3 separate regions of the Homo sapiens genome follow, and regions 2 and 3 are each linked to region 1. The links are chromatin contacts, found by Hi-C or POLR2A ChIA-PET in ENCODE. All regions are on one chromosome and are shown on one strand. Each heading gives the region's core, a stretch centred on a gene start or an enhancer-like site at or near the end of the contact. The rest is flanking DNA. Distances are from core to core; before and after follow the strand shown.

Region 1 (4,422 bases), core at 978-3,477:
TCTCTATCACTAAGGTAATTTCTCTATCTTTTCCCTTTAAATTCAAGCCGTAAAAAAATTTAGAGACAACTTTGTTCCAGACTACCTCTTTAATGTAATGTTTCCAATCCTTCTTACACAAAAGCTGAATTTATATCATCAAAAAATTTACAGTGAATCTAAACAGTCACTTCTGTATTTATTACCATTACTAACATAACAACATTAATTTTTTAAAATAATAAAATCCTTGCTTGTTAGAGACAGAGGGCTTTAATTATCTTATGTATTCAAATGGAAAGTCTTTTTGTTAAATTAGCGTGAAAGTCCCTTCATCTACACACAATTGGCCCAAAGAAACAGGCCATTTTCAGCACAAGAGGCCAATCCATTTTAAGAGTGAATAAAGCTTTTGAAAGCACCACACACCCTCTTCCAGACTGTCAAATTTTCAAAATGGTCCAGCATTTTTTCCACTTTATCTTTTTTAACACTTTCAGGCCCAGTAAGCATCTCATAATTAGATTAATTAAAAAGGAAACAACAAAAAACACTGCTCCCTTCTGATCAAAATTATTCCATTTATGCTTAATTAGCTTTAATCCACGTCTACATATTTAATGATGGGGATATGACAATTCAACCCATTTGCATATTTTAAATGCCTTTTCTAAACTATACTTTGTAACAGATTTAGAAGAACAGTCTCTTTCTCATGCCAATATGCCACAGCATAAATCAGGAGGATACAAATTAGGAAAAAAAGAGAAAAGAAAACAAGGCCTCTCAGAGCCAGGGATGTGCTCAGGGGGGTGGAGTAATTTACCCAGGGGTGGGGGCAATTTACCCGCCACATCACAAACTACAATCCTTTCAGCCCACCAGACCGAGAAGCATTACATCACACTCTCACAATGATAGGGGGAGGAGGCTCTGAGAAAGCAAGTTTTCAGCTTTCTTTCCTCCCTGCTCTCAGGCTTCCAGAATCCTGCATTAGGAGTAATGGAATTTAACTTCAGGCACTGCACAGCTTCAGGGGTTACTAACAATCACATAGACTGCTACTTATACATGTGACCCTAAATGACCACTTCGCAGTGGATACATGGCCGAAACAGGCAACCACACACTCACACGATGAATTTATGCTGAAAAACTCAGTTTTGCATCTGTGTAAAATTAAACAAAAATTTTATTTCGTGAGGAATGAAGAAGGCTAATACACAGGGAGAACTGATAAAGAAATAATTTCTAATCGCGGTGAATAGCTGTTCATATCTTTAAAACACCATGTTTACAACATAGTCCTACCCTTTGGTTGAATCCAGGATCAAAATAAAAGCGCATCTGGCTGCACATTTGAGAACACACACAGAGACCCAGTGCAAATGAGCGCGCGCAGAAAGGAGAGGGGTGAGCCACATATTGCTTGGGAGGTTTTCAAGCAGGGGAATCTACAAACCCCAAACCTCCTGGTGTTCACCCGCCCCCAACCTGATGTTTAAAATGTATTAGGTCTTACTTTAGGTTTTACATCTCTCTAGGAAGGAGGGCCCAGTTTAAAAAATAAAAAGATAGAAAAAGGCTTTCCCGTTCTAGGGCTTGCCCTCCCAGATCCTTTGTCGGCCTTAGCAGCCGAAAGAATGCAAACCCATTTATATTTATGCAAATTTTTGCAGCAGATTTAAGGGGGGAGGGGGAGGTCTGTGTTTTTTAAAAACCTCTTTCTAAATAGCAAATTTCCAATTACTCGCAGCTTCATTTATTGCAAGATAGAAACGATGATGAAAATCTGCATATACATTAAAAGTGCAATTAAATCACTTCAAAATCTAAATATTTTACCACGTCTTTTCCATTTCTAAAATGCCGAACCAAAGTACATCACGGGTCTGATTTACACAGATCCACGAAATGTCTGAAGCCAGTCTCCATGCTAGACAAATGTCGATTTGCAACACCACCAGTGAAAACGGTTAGACAAGATCCATATAAATCAATTGGTTAAAAAAAATTGAAAATATTTACCAACCTCATAAAGTGCAGCAGTGCTTAAATCCAGCAAATTGAGGCATACAAGGTAGAAATGGAAATGAAAAAAGGTCCAAAAAATGAATTCTTTTTGTCTATCTGTTTTTTTGTATTTTAAATATTCAGAAACCAGCAGAGACTCTGTCGGCCATTTTGGCTTGAACTAACTCTCTCTCACACACTCTCCCTCTTGCTCTCTCTCTCCCTCTCTGTCTCTAAAGGAAGCAGCTTTTTGTGACCTTCAAATAGAGGCAGATCATGTGACTTCGGGTAGGTTTGTCAATCAGGAAAGGGGAGGGAGCTGGAGCTGAGACTGCCTTAAAGGGGAAGCAGCCCTTTTCCACTCACTTTCATTTGTGAAATGCTGTTATCTCATACTCTCCGCCTACAGACACTGCATGTGAAAGTGGCAACAGCATAAGGGTAACAGATGAACAAAACAGAAAAACCTTTATTGGTTTATAGAAATATGCTCAGTTGCTAACGATTCTTACAGCTCCTGGATCTTCTCCTGGCTCGCTTGCTAGTTATTCTCTAGATGTTTGGGCAAGCACAGGCTGGCAAACTGCTCTGTAAAAGGGGCTGAAACACAGCTCTACCAAACAAGAGGCTTTAGCTTTGAAAGAATGAGGTGAAATACAGGGCACGACTGATCTCTAAGAAACTCCTAAAATGTATAGAAAAAGACTGAAAGAAACGCACAAAAGTATAAACTGAACTGCAATTCAGAAAGGTTAAGTGACTTATCCCAAATCACACAGCTGAACAGCTGCAGAAGAGGGACTGGTTTCCCAATTCTGAACTCTACACTTATTGTTTTGCCTGTATGTGTGTTCAGTACCTCCTCCCCCAAACCCAAATAAAAACTATGCTTCAGCACTGCAAACGGAGTTTCTCTGGGCTAGGGCAGGTCTGAGTCATCTTTAATCCCCTCCCCCACCGCAGGAGGTAGCTCTGCAGCTGAGGGAGCCTAGGCACTAAATTAAAACCTACCTGGTTTCCACCACTCCTAATCCCTTCTCCTTCGCATATACATCTCCACTCCTACCCACTTAAGAAACCCAAGCTCGGTTTGCATCTCCAGCCCCCGCGGCTCACAGGCCGTGTAACTTCACTGCTAACAGCAAGTAAGTAAGTCCCTTACCCATCCTCCCACCCTGCCTGGCCTCCGTTTTCTCATTGGTAGCCGGCGGAGATTGGGCTTCCCTAGATGGTATCTTTGGTTTCTTTCACCTCTGAAACTCTGCACTTGGCTTCTTTGAGTAGTTCTGTTCATCTTTTCCTGGCCATCTCAAAAGTTCGCCTCCACCCTGGGAAGGCTTCTTGACCCTCGCAGTCCAGACCAGGCCCTCCTGTTAACACTCCCATAATATCCTTTACTACTTCTTCAGAGCAATGGTCATAATTGCAATTTATGAAAGAATGTGCTTAACATTAGTCTTCCCCAGGAGACTGTAAACTGTATAAGGAAAAACACCACGTCTTCACTGCTCTGTGAGGCTCCACACCAAACACCACATAGGAGGTAAATAAATGAATAAATCAATGACTTGGACCCTATTCAGAAGGGCTGGGCTGAGTAGGAGGAAATCTGCCACCTGAATATAAAAAATGTAGGGGAATGAGGGTCACATAGTTCCCAGAAACTCGCATTCATCTATGTTTTAAGGACGGCTTCAGGAAAGAAAGTAACTAAAATGGTAAAAAGCGCATGAGGCCGGGTGCGGTGGCTCATACCTGTAATCCCAGCACTTTGGGAGGCCGAGGCAGGCAGATCACCTGAGGTCGGGAGTTCGAGACCAGCCTGACCAGCATGGAGAAACCCCGTCTCTACTAAAAATACAAAATTAGCCAGCGTGGTGGCACATGCCTGTAATCCCAGCTACTAGGGAGGCTGAGCTTAGCAGGAGAATCGCTTGAACCCGGGAGGCGGAGGTTGTGGTGAGCCGAGATCGCGCCATTGCACTCCAGACTGGGCAGCAAGAGTGAAACTCCATCTCAAAAAAAAAAAAAAAAAAAGTGCATGAGAATGCCCTGTGACTATCGACTCCACCTATCTCTATAAGCCAGAAAAGGGAGGATTCCCTAGTGTGCTTCTCCCATAAACTAGGCTGCCATGCCAGCCAGCAGACAACTGATGGATTCTAGAAACCCGGCTTTCCTTGAAAAGGAACCTACGAATGCTTGTAAAATCCCACAACACTTGTTGTCATCCTGGCTTCTGGGTCTTTATACAGTCTCCCGCCTTTGCTCTTTCCACTCAGATATGACGACAGGAAAGGAGCTGTTTCATGGCAGGCAAAGGCCAATGCCTGGACAATCTGGTAGCCTGAATAGCTGTGGCTTAACAAGCTTCCACTGTCTTTGCCTAGCACTGAGTGAAATAGCCAGGCCCTGCACTGACAATTGAGA
Region 2 (4,422 bases), core at 751-3,250, 850 kb after region 1:
GCGTCAGCCTCTGCACCCGGCCCATTCCTCTACTTTCTTAATAAACTTGCTTTCACCTTACTCTATGGACTCACCCTGAATTCTTTCTTGCGCAAGATCCAAGAACCCTCTCTTGGGGCCTGGATCTGGACCCCTTTCCCATAACAATACCACTGAGGCAGAAATTTAAAAATAAATATGCATTCATTCACTCTAAGAAAAGTAACAGGCAAGGCAAGGGTTAAAAGGAAAATAACAAGTTTTCCTCTGTCTAGCAAAGGAAAGTACAGCAAGCTCACTTCAAGGACAGTTATATGATAACACTGTTTGAGAAGTCAAGGCCAAAGGAGTGGGCTCCAGACACCTCCCCTCCAGAGCAAAGTTGAAGGAAAAAAAAGAGAGAAAGACAAATTATTTTACTGTTACTCCTTTCCCTGGTTTCTTAAGCATGATTATGTTTTACAAATGTCTGTATTTAGCCAGTTCTTGTTTTTCTTTCAATGCAGCTACAAAGCCACCGGCTATGTAAGACCATAAATTATGCTATGCTATAGATTATGTGACCTATCATATGATTAGCTGCTTTTGTTTTACTTTTGTAAGCCAGCTTATAAAAACCCCGCTCTGTCTTTGTTCTAGGCTCAGCTTTTTGGATGTGAGTCCACTGAGCTGGTGCGTACCTGAAATAAACAATCCTCCTGTACTCAGATCAAGACCATCCTGGCTAACACGGTGAAACCCCGTCTCTACTAAAAATACAAAAAATTAGCCGGGTGTGGTGGCGCTCGCCTGTAGTCCCAGCTACTCGGGAGGCTGAGGCAGGAGAATTGCTTGAACCCGGGAGGCAGAGGTTGCAGTGAGCCAAGATCGCGCCACTGCACTCCAGCCTAGTGACAGAGCGAGACTCCATCTCAAAAAAAAAAAAAAAAAATCCTCCTGTACTCTCATATCAGTCTCTCCGTTCCTCAGTTTACCACAACACCATCACACTGGTGATTAGGTTTCAATATATGAATTTTGGGGAACACAAACATTCAGATGATAGCAACAACATAGCAGGAGGTTCTGGGTGGATTAGAAACATGGGGCTGGGTGCAGCGGCTCACGCCTGTAATCTCATCACTTTGGGAGGTCGAGGAAGGCAGATCACCTGAGGTCAGGAGTTCAAGACCAGCCTGGCCAACATGGCGAAACCCCTTCTCTACTAAAAAATTACAAAAATTAGCTGGGTGTGGTGGCGTGCGCCTGTAATCCCAGCTATTCAGGAGGCTGAGGCTGGAGAATCTCTTGAACTGGGGAGAGGCAGAGGTTTCAGTGAGCTGAGATCATGCCACTGTACTACAACTTGGGAGATGGAACAAGACTCTGTCTCAAAAAAAAAAAAAGGAAGAAAAAGAAACATGGCCCATCAGAATTCTAAAAGGTAAATACGTGGAAGGAGTCTCAGGCCATCTTTTTTTTTTTTTTTTTGAGACAGAGTCTCACTCTGTCACCCAGGCTGGAGTGCAGTGGCACGATCTCGGCTCACTGCAAGCTCTGCCCCCCGGGTTCATGCCATTCTCCTGCCTCAGCCTCCTGAGTAGCTGGGACTACAGGTGCCCACCACCACGCCCGGCTAATTTTTTTGTATTTTTAGTAGAGACGGGGTTTCACCGTGTTAGCCAGGATGGTCTCGATCTCCTCACCTCGTGATCCCCCCACCTCGGCCTCCCAAAGTCCTGGGATTACAGGCGTGAGCCACTGCCCCCGGCCCGAGATGGTGAATTTAATTGATAAATGTGTGTGTTCTGACTCTTCTATTGACTCACCATTTCTCTGTCTCTTTCCCTCTCTAGGGCAGCCCTATTTTTTGAGATACAACAGTACTGAAATTAGGCCAGCTGATAACTGCTCAATGGCCTCTAAGTGTTCAAGTGAAAGGAAGAGTCCTGTCTCTCAGTTTCAATCAAAAACTAGCAATGATTAAGCTTAGTGAGGAAGGCATGCCAACAGCCGAGACAGGCTGGATTTAGGCCAGTTAATAACCCTACAATGGCCTCTCAGTGTTCAAGTGAAAGGAAGTGTCACATGTCTCTTGCTTTAAATCAAAAGCTGGAAATGATTAGGCTTAATGAGGAAGGCATGTCAAAAACTGAGATACGCTGAAAACTAGGCCTCTTCCACTATGCAGTTAGCCAAGTTGTGAATGCAAAGGAAAAGCTTTCAAAGGAAATTAAAAGTGCCACTCTAATGAGTACATGAATGATAAGAAAGTGAAACAGGCTTATTGCTGATATGGAGAAAGTTGGGTCTGGATAGAAGATCAAACCAGCCACAACATTCTCTTAAACCAAAGACTAGGCCAGGCGTGGTGGCTCACACCTCTAATCCCAGCACTTTGGGAGGCCGAGACGGGAGGATCACCTGAGGTCAGGAGTTTGAGACCAGCCTGGCCAACATGGCAAAACCCCATCTCTACTAAAAATACAAAAAATTAGCCAGGTGTAGTGGTAGGTGCCTGTAATCCCAGCTACTCGGGAGGCTGAGGCAGGAGAATTGCTTGAACCCGGGAGGCAGAGGTTGTAGCGAGTCATTGCACTCCAGCCTGGGTGACAGAGCGAGACTCTGTCTCAAAAAAAAAAAAAAGACAAAGACTAACCCAGCGCAAGGCCCTAGACCCTAGCTCTCTTTAATTCTATGAAGGCTGAGAGAGATGAGGAAGCTGCAGAAGAAAAGCAGAAGCTAGCAGAAGTTGGTTCATGAAGTTTAAGGAAAGAAACTGTCTCCATAACATAAAAGTGCAAGGTGAAGCAGCAGGTGCTCATGGAGAAGCCACAGCAAGTTATCCAGTTCTAGTTAAGATCGTTGATGAAGGTGGCTACATTAAACAGTAGAGTTTCAATGTAGATGAAACAGCTTTATATCAAAAGAAAATGCCAGGAAGTCTTTCATAGCTAGAGAGGAGAAATCAATTCCTGGCTTCAAAGTTTCAAATGACAGGCTAACTCTCTTGTCAGGAGTTGGTATAGCTGGTGAGTTTAAGTTGAAGCCAACTGCTCATTGATAATTCTGAAAATCTGAAGGCCCTTAAGAATTATGCTACGTCTACTCTGCCTGTGCTCTGTAAGCGGAACACCAAAGCCTGGATGACAGCACATCTGTTTTTCTTTCAAAATATTACTGCTCGTTGACAATACACCTGGATACCCACGAGCTCTGATGGTGATGAATGTGGTTTTCTTTTTTTTTTCTTTTGTTTTTGAGATGGAATCTGGCTCTGTCCCCCAGTCTGCAGTGCAATGATGCAATCTTGGCTCGCTGCAACCTCTGTCTCCCGGGTTCAAGCAATTCTCCTGCTTCAGCCTCCCAAGTAGCTGGGACTACAGGCACGTGTAATCCCAGCACTTTGGGAGGCCGAGGCGGGTGGATCACTTGAGGTCAGGAGTTCGAGACCAAGCTGGCCAGCATGGAGAATCCCAGCTACCCTGAATCTGTTCTCCACCCGGCAGCTAGGGGGCTCTTACACCACAGATTAAATCGCTTTATTCCACTGATTAAAATCCACCAGTACTAGGGGCCTAGAGGGACATTGAGCTGGGTCTCGGCATGTTCCTCCATCTGCAGTTCCTTCCTCCACTGAACTCTTGTTTGTTTGTTTGTTTGTTTTAAGACAGTCTCGCTCTGTCACCTAGGCTGGAGTGCAGTGGCACGATCTCAGCTCACTGCAACCTCTACTTCCCAGGTTTGAGCGATTCTCATATTTCAGCCACCCCCATTCGCAGGTTGTAGGTGGACATATCTTTTTTTTTTTTGAGACAGGGTCTTGCTCTGCCTTAGGCTAGAGTGCAGTGGTGCCATCTTGGCTCACTGCAGCCTTGAACTCCTGGGCTCAAGTGATCCTCTCTCCTCAGCCTCCTGAGTAGCTGAGACTACAGGTATGTAGCACCATGACCAGCTAATTTTTAAAAAATAGAGATGAGGTCTTGCTATGTTCCTCAGGCTGGTCTCAAACTTCTGGGCTCAAGTGATCCTCCCACCTCAGCCTCCTAAAGTGTTGAGATTACAGGCATGAGCCACTATGCCTGGCCTTCCACATACATTTTAGAATCAATGTATGAGTCACCCCATCCCCCCACCTCTTGCCCAAATCCCTTGGGATTCTGGTTGAAATCCTAATGATTTTAAAGATTACTATGGAGATGACTGACTATTTTATTTTATTTTATTATTTTATTTTTGAGATGGAGTTTCACTCTTGTTGCCCAGGCTGGAGTTCAGTGGCACAATCTCGGTTCACTGCAACCTCTGCCTCCTGGGTTCAAATGATTCCCCTGCCTTAGCCTCCCGAGTAGCTGGGATTACAGGTGCCCACCACCACACCCAGCTAATTTTTGCATTTTTAATAAAGACAGGGTTTCACCATGTTGGCCAGGCTGATCTCGAACTCCTGACCTCAGGTGATCC
Region 3 (4,422 bases), core at 1,213-3,712, 680 kb before region 1:
GCAAATTACTGCGGAACACATCTCTCAGAAACCTAGACTATTAAGGGCTGGGTGCAGTGGCTCACACTTATAATCGCAACACTTTGAGAAGCTGAGGTGAGAGTTCAAGTTTACTTTGGGCAACATGGCAAGACCCCATCTCCAAAAAAAGAATTAAACTATTATGTACATTATGAAAGGCAGCATTCCCCAAAAGTATTTGATCACAGAATCATTTTCGTGTAATGCCTACTATTTTGTTTGAGAACATCTTTCAAAAAATCTTTTCCTAAGCCGGGCGCGGTGGCTCACGCCTGTAATCCCAGCACTTTGGGAGGCCGAGGCGGGTGGATCACGAGGTCAGGGGTTCAAAACCAGCCTGGCCAAGATGGTGAAACCCCATCTCTACTAAAAACACATAAATTAGCCAGGCGTGGTGGCGGGCGCCTGTAATCCCAGCTACTCGGGAGGCTGAGACAGGAGAATCGCTTGAACTCGGGAGGTGGAGGTTGCAGTAAGGCAAGAGATCGCGCCACTGCACTCCAGCCTGGGCGACAAGAGCAAGACTCTGTCTCAAAAAAAAAAAAAAAAAAAAAAAAGCTTCTCCAGCCATACTAAACGATTGCAACGCTTAGTGCTGGCCACTCCGTTTTAGAGTTCTGTGCCTTTGCAAGTGTTCCTTCTGGTAGTATGGCTCCTTTAGTCAGGCTGGGGAGAGCCTTTCAAATAAAAGCAAATTCCAGGCCTGGGGCGGTGGCTCAGAGAGGAGGGTGGATCGCTTGAGGCCAGGAGTTCGAGATCAGCTTGGCCAACGTGGCAAAACCTGGTTTCTACTACAATTACAAAAATTAGCCAGGCGTGGTGGCACACGCCTATAATCCCAGCTACCTCGGGAGGCTGAGGCACGAGAATTGCTTGAACTCAGGAGGCAGAGGTTGCAAATGAGCAGAGATTGCCACTGCACTCCAGTCTGAGCAACAGAATGAGAGCCTGTCTCAAAAAAAGACTGAAAAATTGCACATCTTTCTTTTCACCTAATCCCACGGAGAGTTGTCTTTCTGCAGCTTTACTATGAGAACTGAAGAACAAGTTCTGTGCACTGGACAATAACTTTTTATTTTTTATAGTAAGAAGTCGATGTAATTAACATTCCATTTTAAATGAATTCAAGTATATCAACATAAACATATGCCAAGACATAGCTTTGATGTCAAATACCATACGTTCTGGTTCACACATTGTTCATATATTGACCCAAAAAACTGAAATACGATCCAATGGCAGATCCGCCTGCAAGGAAGGTGATTCAGTTTTCACTGATTAAGCTTTATGTTCATCAGATTAATTGCTCGCAATAGAGGACACCCTACAAAAAATTATTCTCCTTATCCTTCGTCTTGTCTTTGCAAACAGGACTTTCAGACACAGAACGCCCCAGAAGTATTTCGAAACAGTTACCTCTCCTAAGAGGAGCTGCTGAAAGAATTTGTTACTAAACATGCTTCGTGTATATTCTGGAGCAAGCTCTCACGCCTAACAGAAACAAGAGCTACTTGATGTGAGACACTTTGTCACTTAAGTGTGATAATTGCCACAACTTCGGAGTCCGAGTAACTTGGAAGACAGCCCCTCTGGGGGATGGCACACTTTTCTCTCTGCAGTCATTTCGGCTTCACAAAATACCTCAACGGTAGAGAACACACTGGGCCCACCCCTTTCCAGGAGCAGCCGGTATAGAAGAAATCCGCGGAGCACAGAGGGTTGGGGAGCGGAGGCCCCACCAGGAGAAGGGTCAGCCGAACCAGGGATCGCCTGAGACCAACTTGGGTCCCTCCAGGGGACACCATGGGAGGAGACCGTGGGAGAAGAGTCTAACCTGAGAGGCCGCGGACGTTTGCTACAGCGGGAACCAGCTTGGGGGCTGAGAGCAGCCAAGGCATTACGGCCTAACTCACGCGTCGGGAAGAGAAAGAGGGTAACGACGGGGAACGCAACCGCCTGCAGGGCCGCGTCGCCAGGAAACCGGGCCAGCCGCACCTCCCCTTCCGGCGGAGGCGGCTCGCGGGCCTTCCTTGCGCGGCGGCGCAGGTTGTGACGTCATGCCCCGAGCTGGGACCGACCCTCCGGCTCCACGCCCTTTTTTTTTTTTTTTTTTAGGTCCCGGGCGTTGAGCTCTACTCAGTGCACGCAGCCACACAATATGCTCTTGGACGTCGCCCCCTGGAGGGGATGTTATCTCCCGCCTCCTTGAAGTCGCCCATTTCTGGGGTTGCCCCATCCAGGGAGCTGGTTCCTAGTTAAGAATATGAGAATGTATGCGCAGGGAGGCAGGCAACAGCACGAACAGCCACGCTTCTAGAAGATTCTAGGGAGCGCGCAGGAGCAGCGCAGAGGGAGTAGGAATGAGCAGGCGGAGGACCCGAGGTCACGAGACCGTTGGGTGGGAGGAGCCAGCGGCCGGGGAGGTTCTAGTCTGTTCTGTCTTGCGGCAGCCGCCCCCTTCTGCGCGGTCACGCCGAGCCAGCGCCTGGGCCTGGAACCGGGCCGTAGCCCCCCCAGTTTCGCCCACCACCTCCCTACCATGGACCCCCGCAAAGTGAACGAGCTTCGGGCCTTTGTGAAAATGTGTAAGCAGGATCCGAGCGTTCTGCACACCGAGGAAATGCGCTTCCTGAGGGAGTGGGTGGAGAGGTGAGACCCAGGCCTGAGGACCGTTGGGGGCGGGGGAAGCACGGCCCCAGGGGGGAGCCAGGCTGGACCTGGCTCGGTCCGGCGGGCGAGGCGGGGTCGCTGCCCCTTCTTTGCCCGGGAAAGGGAGGCAACTTCGAGGGGTCATGGAAGATCGCGAGCCTTGGGTAGTACAGGAGCCGCGGGGAGCAGGAGGCAGAGCTGGGTTCCTCGCACCCTGAGGTTGCCCAGGGGTGTATCTTGGGCGAAATACAAAAACAGGACTGCGGATGCGTGGACACTGGAGACGCGAGGAGTGAAAACTGCAAGACTTAGATTTTGCGTGGGGTTGTTTTTCTTTCAGTCTTGTGTGCCCTGCTCAGGTCTCATTGGTACATAGCAGTTCCTTTACGCACTATTCCTTTACGTCGTGTTATAATAATATAACACTAGTAAGTTAAAAGTTACAAAACTAGTAAGAATAAAAATGATAACTGTAAAAATGATTGTTTTTACCTTACAGCGTTTGTAGCTGCGTAGGATTAATTATCTTGAGAATCACTTATTATACCTCCGTTACTTGGCAGTGTTATCACTCCAAACACGTCTGAGAAAAATAATTTCTTAAGGCCTGGCATGTTTCCAGGATATAATCTTGTTGTCTTTAACTGTAGAGTACTTCGCTACGTGCAAGGAGTTAATTGACAAGGCATTGTGCCTGGTGCTAGGAAACAGTATAAGTACTGTCTATTTAGACGAATAAATAGAAAAGTTCGTTTTGATATTTACTATATAATAGTAATTAGCATTTTATGTGTTGAAGGAGCACCGAAGAGAAAAAGTGACAGGGAAGTCTTCCCTAAGATGACTTTTTAAAAAATTATTACTAATGGGGAACTGAAAAGATGACATACAAATTGCACTAAACAGGGATAAATAGCAACTATGCAGACCATTGCGACTCCTAAGAGGTGCTGCTGTGAACGTTATGTGTTTAGTGACTTTTGTCTTTTAGAGACAGGGTTTGGCTGTATTGTCCAGGCCGCATACAGTGGCGGGATCACTGCAGCCTCCAATTCCTGGGCACAAGCGATCCTCCTGCATCAGTCTCCCAGGTGGCTAGCAGTGCGGGATCGAGCCACCATACTTGGCTAATTTAATTTTTTTGTAGAGATGGGGGTCCCATTAAGTTGCCCAGGCTTGTCTTGAACTCCTGGCCTCAAGGGACTCCCCCGCCTCCCAAAGTGGTGGTATTACAGGCGTGAGCCACTTCACCCAGCGTGATATTTTTGTGTGGGAAGATGAGCTCATGATTACCAAATAGCTCAAAGAATATTTCTTAACAACAATCTGGTTCTAAGGAAAAAACTCGTTACAATCTGTCAGCGTTGTATGTTGTATTTTTTTCCTCTAAGAAGTTTTTCAATTTTTAGCTCCCCACCAATTGTCTAACTACTGGAAGACTTACTTATATGTGAAATTCTGAGACCATTTAATATTACTATGTTAATAGTAACTTTATGAATATTGGTAAGAAGTCTATTTTGCAAACTCCTCAACCGGGAAATGTCAGGATTAGGAATTGAGGGCTAGGTTTTAGTCGTTTTCTCTATTGAACAGCTTGATGATCCAAAAGCCTTAAGATATTTGTATGCTTTTATCCTAATTATAGGAAAGAACCTGCAGTTAATAAATTCTTTCTAAAATTCCAGGTAACGTAGACAAGTATCACAGGAAGAAAATAGCCGGCTCCAAGAGCTGGCTCCACTTTACATT

The links. A loop is a pair of places that touch in the nucleus more often than their neighbours do. ChIA-PET counts read pairs that join two places held with the same protein, here RNA polymerase II (POLR2A). Pooled maps may share reads with other maps.
Region 2: POLR2A ChIA-PET joins it to region 1 with 11 read pairs in PC-9. The contact joins the enhancer-like site here to the promoter of TNRC6B in region 1. POLR2A ChIA-PET finds 5 or more read pairs at or near these places in 2 of 52 experiments (MCF 10A and PC-9).
Region 3: a loop to region 1 is called in a pooled map, with 22 times the contacts of the local background. The contact joins the promoter of ST13 here to the promoter of TNRC6B in region 1. A Hi-C loop is called at or near these places in 1 of 37 single-sample maps with no recorded cell type and 11 of 50 pooled maps. POLR2A ChIA-PET finds 5 or more read pairs at or near these places in 1 of 52 experiments (GM12878).

Annotation. Positions count from the first base shown.
Region 1 is chr22:40,175,730-40,180,151 of GRCh38, reverse strand. TNRC6B (trinucleotide repeat containing adaptor 6B) reads right to left here and starts at 2,227. Exons shown (of 23, transcript NM_001162501.2): 1 at 2,012-2,227. The coding sequence starts at 2,016. RefSeq lists an enhancer at 2,339-2,388.
Region 2 is chr22:39,330,414-39,334,835 of GRCh38, reverse strand. No RefSeq gene overlaps it. Among named protein-coding and RNA genes, the nearest start is that of RPL3, 13 kb to the right of the region's middle. Within about 2 kb of position 2,000, at least 6 of the 41 ENCODE cell types and tissues checked have a DNase peak (open chromatin) inside an H3K27ac peak, as active enhancers do.
Region 3 is chr22:40,854,679-40,859,100 of GRCh38, reverse strand. ST13 (ST13 Hsp70 interacting protein) reads left to right here and starts at 2,462. Exons shown (of 12, transcript NM_003932.5): 1 at 2,462-2,670. The coding sequence starts at 2,561. It overlaps XPNPEP3 (X-prolyl aminopeptidase 3), which reads right to left and starts at 1,953. Exons shown (of 10, transcript NM_022098.4): 1 at 1,856-1,953. The coding sequence starts at 1,919. RefSeq lists enhancers at 1,648-2,107, 2,118-2,337, 1,965-2,734.